Regions from separate parts of the Homo sapiens genome. Here regions 1 and 2 are each linked to region 3. Evidence: chromatin contacts called from ENCODE Hi-C data. All regions are on one chromosome and are shown on one strand. The core of a region is the stretch at or near the end of the contact, and the rest is flanking DNA. Distances in the headings are between cores, read along the strand shown.

The links. Hi-C counts contacts between places; a loop is a spot of excess contacts on that map. Pooled maps may share reads with other maps.
Region 1: a loop to region 3 is called in a pooled map, with 9 times the contacts of the local background. The contact joins the promoter of CLNK here to the promoter of CD38 in region 3. A Hi-C loop is called at or near these places in 2 of 37 single-sample maps with no recorded cell type and 4 of 50 pooled maps.
Region 2: a map with no recorded cell type shows a loop between it and region 3 (5-fold over the local background). The contact joins the promoter of LINC02498 here to the promoter of CD38 in region 3. A Hi-C loop is called at or near these places in 2 of 37 single-sample maps with no recorded cell type and 3 of 50 pooled maps.

The regions. Positions count from the first base shown.
Region 1 is chr4:10,683,502-10,686,253 of GRCh38, forward strand. It overlaps CLNK (cytokine dependent hematopoietic cell linker), which reads right to left and starts at 1,267. Exons shown (of 19, transcript NM_052964.4): 1 at 1,167-1,267.
Region 2 is chr4:10,736,323-10,739,339 of GRCh38, forward strand. It overlaps LINC02498 (long intergenic non-protein coding RNA 2498), which reads left to right and starts at 1,269. Exons shown (of 4, transcript XR_925377.3): 1 at 1,269-1,455; 2 at 1,784-2,227.
Region 3 is chr4:15,777,032-15,779,926 of GRCh38, forward strand. CD38 (CD38 molecule) reads left to right here and starts at 1,297. Exons shown (of 8, transcript NM_001775.4): 1 at 1,297-1,616. The coding sequence starts at 1,384. RefSeq lists enhancers at 1,082-1,724, 1,136-1,635 and silencers at 1,766-1,815, 2,006-2,055.

The DNA.
Region 1 (2,752 bases), core at 17-2,516, 5.1 Mb before region 3:
AAAATCAGTTTCCTTCTGAATTCTGTTACTGACATTAGTGACTGAACAACCTTGCACATATTACTTAGAGAACTCAAGTTCTTCACCTGTAAACCAGGGAAAGTAATAGCCAGCTCTCTAGGTCAGCAGGAGCTGAAGGTAAGTAAATGCCAGTTGCCATTCCTACTTCTCTAGGGCATACTGTATCTTAAGCTTCTTAGAGGATTTCTGAAGCGCTGTCATTTCTCTGGTAGGCCTTCAATTAACCAGCTCTACCATCGTCTTCTTGATATTTGAAATGATTATTCCTGGTGGTTTGGGAGGCCCCTGGAAATCCAAAGAACAACACTATTGAGGAGCTGCGCCACAGTATAGACAGAGACAGCCAGAGAAATAGCCATGTAGGTAATAGACAAGTAATACTCATAACAGAGAAGCCAAATGAGTAACACTGGTGTAAAGTAATAAAAACAGTATTGATAAAAAGTTCAGGCATATCGACACCTTTTAAAATCAAAGTATCCATATTTTGATGATAGTTATTTTCTTTTCTGTCTCATTCCAGTTTGTTTGCTTTATCCAATAAAAGCCTGGTAGAGATGACTCCCGGCACTTTTCAAGAGTAAGAATTTAACCCCAACTTTAACCTCACTTTTGAGCTCCTTACTCTTGTGAGTGGAAGGATGTCTGCGTGATTCCAAAGTCTAAGTCTCCTCTACACCAAAGCAGAAAGAAAATCGTATTACTTTAGAAAATGTTAAAAATATATTTCCACAGGGCTCCAGGAGTTAACTTATACTTTGAATGACCTACTTTGAATGGAGGCTTTCTTTCTAGAGGGCTTACTTAATGAAGGTCAGCCAGGAAAGCCAGCCATGGGGCCTGGTCTTTAGATTTCAGTTGCAAACAGTCGGGGAGTCCAAGCTCCAGGAAAAGAAGATTGAAAACATTTAGTCTTTTAATTTTCTGTGGGTAGGTATCCTGATTCTTTCTCCCAAAAGAATGAAAGGATCTTTAACAATTGAGTTAAGGGCTTTCTTCTTGCTCCTTTGATGCTATATATAAGGCCCAGACTTCCACTTTAGAAACACATTTTTACTTGCTGCTCAGGTCTTTCCTGATGATCATTTATGACAAGGAGATGACCATGAGATCCTCACTCAGAAGAACTGGCCTAATGAGTTTACCTGAACAGCGTGGAGAGCACCAAGGGATCTAGGCTGAGGTGTCCGTCTCCTGTGAGGAGGGGCGGCAGTGCAGAGACCTTGGGGCACTGGAAATTAGTAAGGCGGTGGGTTGAATTCTTCTCGATGCTAAGCAGTGCCCTTCAGCAGAAAACCTCCTGATAGGTCCGTTTTAGACTTGGTTTCCTGTGAAATGCAGCCACAGACCTGAGAGGTCTGACCTGAGGGCTGGCAGGACTTCCTCTTCTTAGGCTGGAGTGCAATACGTGAAGCTTTCAGAGGCTGAAATCTTCCAATGCAAAGGGTGTTTTTAAAGACACACGGTGTCCTTATGTGGCACTTCATAGTTACCAGAACACAATAAAAGGAACTGCTGGGCAACACTCAAGCATGGAAGGTGGGTTTTGCGAGTCTCACTTTATATGAATAGTGGACATTAACTATCATCTTTTGGCTTAATTTTGCAATGGCTTCCTGAGACCATCCCAGACACATGGACCAGGTGTTAAGGAAAGAACCTGGGAACTAAAGGAGAAATGCCTGCCTCTTATTCTTGCTGTATTAATTATTAGCTATAGGATCTTGGGCACTTTGAAGTTTATTTCTCAAGTAGTTTGAGTGATAATAATATTTGTATTTTAGAAACTTTTTTAAAAAATGAGGGATAATTGAGGATTATATTTCCTTCATTGAGGAAATGATATTTCCTCAATTGTGATGGAAGGATAATATTTATATTTTAGAAGTATTTCAATAAATAAACAAAATATTGTAAATAAAGGCATGCAGTAATGTTTGGGCACATATCAGTTGCTTAATACATTTTCTTTCGGCCTTAATCTTGGTCCATTTAAGCTGATCTTGCCGAGTGCCTGTTTCCTCTTCTGGAGACTTGACATTCTAGTTTTATATAAATTGATGTTGAATTCCATAACAAACTCCAACATTATTTACAATAAATTCAAAGGTAGAAGTTTATATTTTCTTGGGTAAATAACTCTGGTTTTGACTTAACAGACACCCCAAGGAAAACATGAAAATAAGCACTCTTTGAATGCTAATTGTGAGTCAGTTACATTGCTAAGCAACTTGCAAGCATTATCCTCCTTAATCTTACTAATAACCATGTAAGGAACATATGTAAAATCCCATTTTGTAATTGTGAAAACTGAAGACTAGGGAGACTCGAGTAGTTTAACCACTTTATTAATTAGCTTTTGCTGCATTAGGGGCTTAAAGCAGTAACCACTTTATTTAGTTCATAATTGTGTGTGTCACTTGCTCACTTCTTTTGGTCTGGACCCATATTAATTTTCTGGGGTTTTCATAACAAAGGACTGAGCCCTGAGTGGCTAACAAAACAGAAGGTCAAATTGTATTGTCTCACAGTCTGGCCTCTGGAAGTCTGAGATCAAGGAGTCGGCAAGGTTGGATCCTCCTGAGAGCCATGAGGAGAAGATCTGTTCCAGGCCTTTATCCCCGGCTTGTGGGTGTCTTTGTATCCTTGTTTTTGTGTTTACATGGCATTCTCCCTGTGTCTTTGTCCAAATTTCCCCTTCTTATCAGGAGAGGAGTCACAGTGAATGATG
Region 2 (3,017 bases), core at 19-2,518, 5.0 Mb before region 3:
AGGTCGGCATAGCCTGTGACGGGAAGAGTGAGGCTGAAGAGGTTGCTGGGGTCTATGTCATCATGAGCACACCTTCTCTATGTTAAACAGTTGAGATCTTATTCTGCCAGTTATGGGGTTCCTGGTCTTTGTCCTATTTATTAGCATCAGGGTGAAATGTGAGATTATAAAATAAGGCTTGGCAGACAGGAAAGACAGAATAACAAGAACATGAGGGAGGACAGGCTTAGAAATTAGTGGGTGGCAAGTTAGCAGCCTCAGCTCTTTCATCAAGGAGCTGGGCTCAAGCTACATGTTTGGCTTTTGCGGAAGCTTCTATTTGAGGATAGAAGGATAGCCAAGAAGGAAAGTTGGGGGCTCAGTCTTTGAAAGATTGGGGATCATGGGAGTAATGGGTTATTAAAAGAGGCTTGAATCCAAGGGTTGGGGCAGCAATCTAGTTATCAATCTTGGAGCACAGGGGACAGGAAGGAGACTCAGGCTTAGAGCAGTACTGGACCATCATGAGAGCAATTGTCCAGCACCTGGCAGAAGGTTGGGTAGCCAGAAAAAAGCTGAATTGACACTCAGAACTTGCAGCTAATACATTACCTGTAACCTTAGCAGAGCAAAGGGGCACACATTATGCCACTTCAGAGACCTGAGTTTCAATCCCCACCAGGCCCTTTGTGCCTACATGAGTTTGAATACATATGGCTGTGCCACAGGAGACTGAGCAGCCGATTCAACAAGATGAGAGTAGAGACTGGTGAGCAGCAAGGGCAGAAGAGCCCCTCCAGTGGCAGGGGGAGAACCTGCGGTTGTCTTGCCAGCTTTGCCTGCTCTGTGCTCTTGGCCTCTCCCTCATTCTCATAGCCAGGGCTTTTGGAATTGAAACAGAAAAGTGGGATTTAAGCAGTTCCAAAATGACAGTCCTAGGTTCACTATCAGGCAAATCTTGTGAGCTCCAGTTTTGATTAATACAGCATCTGGCCCACGTCCCCAGCCTATGTCCAAATGGTTCAGGTATTGCCCAGCCGAACGACCTTGGCAAGTGTCAGGAACTCTCTGAGCACCTAATTCATCATCTACAAAACAAAGAGAATAATTCCAACTTAATAGAGGTGACATAAAGCTTTCTTAAGGATATTGGTGAAATGCACATACCACCCACTACACATCTTTACTAAATGCTCAACCAACGTGATGGTTGCTACGGTGACAATGATGGTGATTATGATGTGTGCTGACCTCTTGTTCTCTGTGAGTCAGACTTTGGTAGCCTCCTTACTTGCTCCACTTGCTTCAGAGAGAGAAGTGCGGGTTTGCGGTTTAGTGAAGGAGCAAGGCTCATGTGAATAGAAGAATCCAAGGTAGAGCAGGAAGAGAAATCCAGCTAGAGAAAGAGGTGGAAGTCAAAATAAGTAGACTCTTATTTTAAATTTTTAATGGCTTCTTGGTGGCTTCAAGATAAAAGTAAGTATACAATTACAATGCAAAGATAGTATTCAAATGGGGAGTTGAATGGGGAGTTCATTAGGTAAGTTGAGTTAACTCACAGGATTGATTCCTTTTCATGACATAAAACCATCTGTGTTTTGGGTAGTGTGAATTGTGAATTGAGAACTCCCCCTCGCCCTTCTCTCAGCCTGTGTTACTTTTTCTTTATCTTTGACTCTGTATCATTAACATTTCACATATCTGATTTTATTATAATTTTCTATTTATCTCATTTTCCCACCAGACAATGAATTCTTTGGAGGTGAGCACTACATGTATATTTTACCTTTGTTTCTCTGCACAGGATAGACAATGAGGAGCTTTGTGTTTGGGAAAAGAATAAAAGTCAACTGTAGCAAAACCTCTCAGAAGTAGGATTTATAAACAGTTCTCAAAGGATGCACATGAAAATGTAATTTCTTGGGAAAGTGGCAAACAGAAAAGAATCAAACCGCAGTTGTGTGTGGCAAGGATAAATATGCAACGCACCATCAATAGGATTTGTTGGGTGAATAAAAAAGCCTTTTAGCCAACAATATGTAAGCAGAAGAATGGAGCAGGAGTTAGAGAGAACCCTCAAGCAATAATGGAGGCCACTGGAGAGGCAAGACTGCCAAAGGCTAAGTTATTGACCCAGTATTTTTAAAACTGCCTCCGAAAAGAAGCCTGAACGAAAGAAAATAATTTGTGCTATTAGAATGTATTTTTCCTTTGTGTTCCTATCTACTTCCTTCACAAGCTATTTTTGGTAAGTTTTCATTAACCTTCTAACAAAATGCCAATTAAATCATCTTTTAATAGGCTGTGTTTAGAAGACCGAATCCAAAGAGAAAAACGTGCTAGATCGACACTTCAGTGTAGAAACCAGATTCTTAATCCTACTTGGATAACAACTGACATTCTCAGTTGTTTTCACCTGGGATAGCAATATATTACATGAAAACACAAATTCTCCAAGCAGTAATAAGGAATACATAATACAATACTAGTGCTGGGCTGACTTTCCTGCTTTGTTTCCTGGTATCTATTTTTTGTTTGTTTGTTTGTTTATTTTTGCCTTTTTCCACCAGTTGGCTCTGTTAACAGTAATTTGTTTTCCACATATTGCCAAACAACCTCCCGGGTTTGTGTTTATCATATAACCTGACAATATACTCAAGTCTGTGTTGATGTTTGAATGTTTTGCATGACATCAGCATTCTCCTATTTCCGGGAATGTGAATTAAACCACACTGCATGTTTATGTTTGGATTGTAGGTGCTCTGGGTGGAGTTCCAGTTACATTACATTTATGTCTCTTGTTGAGAAGCAAGCCCATAGTGAGATGAAGCAAAAATTTAACTTGGTCCTACACACACTGATACGGTGTGGTTTTGTGTTCCCACACAAATCTCAGGTCGAATTGTAATCCCCACATGCCAGGGGAGGGACCTGGTGGGAGGTGATTGGATCAAGGGGGTGGATTTCCCCCATGCTGTTATCATGATAGTGAGTGAGTTCTCATGAGCTAGTTTAAAAGTGTGGCACATCCCCCCTTG
Region 3 (2,895 bases), core at 47-2,546:
GTGGGAGCTGAACAATGAACACAGGGAGGGGAACAACACACACTGGGGCCTGTTGGGGAGAGTGGAGGGAGGGAGAGCATCAGAAAGAATAGCTAAAACATGAGGGGCTTAATACCTAAGCAATGGATTGATAGGTGCAGCAAACCACCATGGCACACATTTACCTATGTAACAACTCTGCACGTCCTGTACATGTATCCCAGAACTTAAAACAAAATAAAAAAGATAAAAAATAAATAAAACACACAGTCCAAAAAGTCATCCTGTCTTACAGAGCTATGGGTGATCTGGTCTCCTGCTACTTTCCGAACTTCTGTTCTGTTTCCCTCAACCCTCTAGCCTAACTACAATTGGCCTCCTTGCTGCTCTGGAACAGGCCAAGAGCTTTTCTGCCTCAGAGTCTTTGCACCTGCCATTTCCTCTGCTTGGGAAATGTTTGCCCCAAGGGAGTTGGGTGACTTGATCGCTCACATTACTTAGGTCTCTGCTTGAATGTCACAGATGTTCTCTTAATAAAGAAGAGGCAAGAAAAGCCACTTTATTATTTATTAAACTCCCGCATAGAGTGCAGTATTATTACTGTGTGCCAGACCCTGCTTCAAACACATTCCATGGACTATAAAATTGCATCTCTGAGCAGCTCCTAGAGCTGGTAGTAACAACTTACATTTACTGGGTGATTACCATGTGCCAGGTATTGTGCTAAACACGTTGTAGATATTAACTCACTTAATCCTCGTAACAATCCCATGAAGTAGGTACTGCTACTATCCCGGCTTTACATCTGAAGTACAGAGAGGTTAAGTAACTTGCCCCATGTCATCCAGCAAGAACTAAATTTGAACCCAGAGCTTAGCCACTGATGCCTCTTGAGAGAAGGAGTCAGACTTAAGTTGAGTCTTTAAAGGTGGTTGACCAGGCATTTGTCAGAGTTAAGAAAGAGAGGTAGGACATCCTTTTCCAGGCAGAGGGCATTGTGTGCACACACGTATAGAAGCAGGCAGCCCACCCTCATGCTTTCCAGGAAGCAAATGTGGCTCAGGTGTAAAGTGCCCGGTTGATGAAGGGAGTTAGCGGAGGGAGTATAAGGATGTACTGTCTGCCCCCTTAGGACACCTGCAGAGGATTAAGGTGGCTGTTTCTCCCTGGAGGTGGAGTGGGTGGGTCACTGCACAGGAGCCTATAGTTGTTGGTCTTTTAAACTCTTATTGGTGTAACCAGCCACGGAACTCTGAGGCAAGGGGTTGGGGGTGGGAAGGGAAACAGAGAAAAGGCAAGTGAAACAGAAGGGGAGGTGCAGTTTCAGAACCCAGCCAGCCTCTCTCTTGCTGCCTAGCCTCCTGCCGGCCTCATCTTCGCCCAGCCAACCCCGCCTGGAGCCCTATGGCCAACTGCGAGTTCAGCCCGGTGTCCGGGGACAAACCCTGCTGCCGGCTCTCTAGGAGAGCCCAACTCTGTCTTGGCGTCAGTATCCTGGTCCTGATCCTCGTCGTGGTGCTCGCGGTGGTCGTCCCGAGGTGGCGCCAGCAGTGGAGCGGTCCGGGCACCACCAAGCGCTTTCCCGAGACCGTCCTGGCGCGATGCGTCAAGTACACTGAAATTCATCCTGAGATGAGGTGGGTTGGCGACTAAGGCGCACCGGTGGGCACTGCGGGGACAGCAGGGCCCCGCGCGCAGGGAAGCCGCCCGGATCGCCCGGAACCGGGCATCTTCCGTGGCGGGTCAGCCGAGAGCCCGCCGGGTGGTGCTGAGTAGGGAGTCCCGGGCTCGGGGCTCCGCGGGCCGCTTTCAGGAGCAGCTGGCCTTGGCACCGAGCGTGCCCGCGGGAGGCGGGGGGGGGCGCTGCTCGGTGGCTCTGCTGCGTAGCCGGTGAACACTTGGCACCGATGCCCGCCTTCTGGGCAAGGTGCCCTGAGCCCAGCCCCTCGCCGGGCTGCAGCCCACCCTCGGCGCGCTCAGCCCGCTTCACCGCTTCAGGGACGGAATAGAACTCGCAGATGCAGGGTGTCGCTGACATTTTCAACTTTTTCTGCGGTTTCCGCCCGCTGTCTCTGACCCGAAAGTGCCCCCGGACGGTTACAGAGGACACTTAAGTGGTTTGCAAAGCCTGTGGTAGGGGAGGAGGGTGTAGAAGGGCCAAACCACGGAACTTAGTTTTATTCATTTATATAAAGCAGCACTCCGATTCTTTTTGCGCGGCCTGAAATGCATGTGACCAGAGAAGTAATTAACAAAACAATGTCAACTTCTAAAACCGAGACATTACTTAGATGATAAGGCGCAGCAACTCGGTGAATCTGTACAAACCTTGGAAAAAAAACACATTAGTCTATGGGACCTTCCAGTTTTCTCATGCTCCTTTCCAGCTACTAACCTCTCCTAAAGGGAACAACCACTTTTTGGATTTGATTCCCAGGCCTCGCTTTCACCGGGAAATTATCGTTGCTTGTAAAACAGAAGAAGCCGGGAAGGCAGGCAGGGGGAGCTGCTACTTTACACTCTGTGCTTTGGGATAGCAAAATCCCGCATTTAAGCAATCCGAGGAAACGAGCAAATAGACCTCCCTCGCCTCTCCGAGCACACTCAACAGTTCCGGTTGCAAAATGTTTGCCTCCTGGGCTTCCCAGCGTCCCGTTAGTTGTTCTATTTACACATAATTAGATACTTAATGGAGAGAGAAACTAGAAGTTGAGGCGTTCCTCCAGGCTGTATTGTAAAGTATGAAGTGAAATCCAAAATGAAATGGTAATGTTAGAAAGCAACCTCATTAAAAAAAAAAAAAGTAACACTGGTCTTGAAGATCTTTCAATGTGAGTACATAAAGATCTATCTCATTTCTTTTGACAGCCCATAGTATTTCATAAACTAGATGTAACCATTTCCTATTGACAGGAA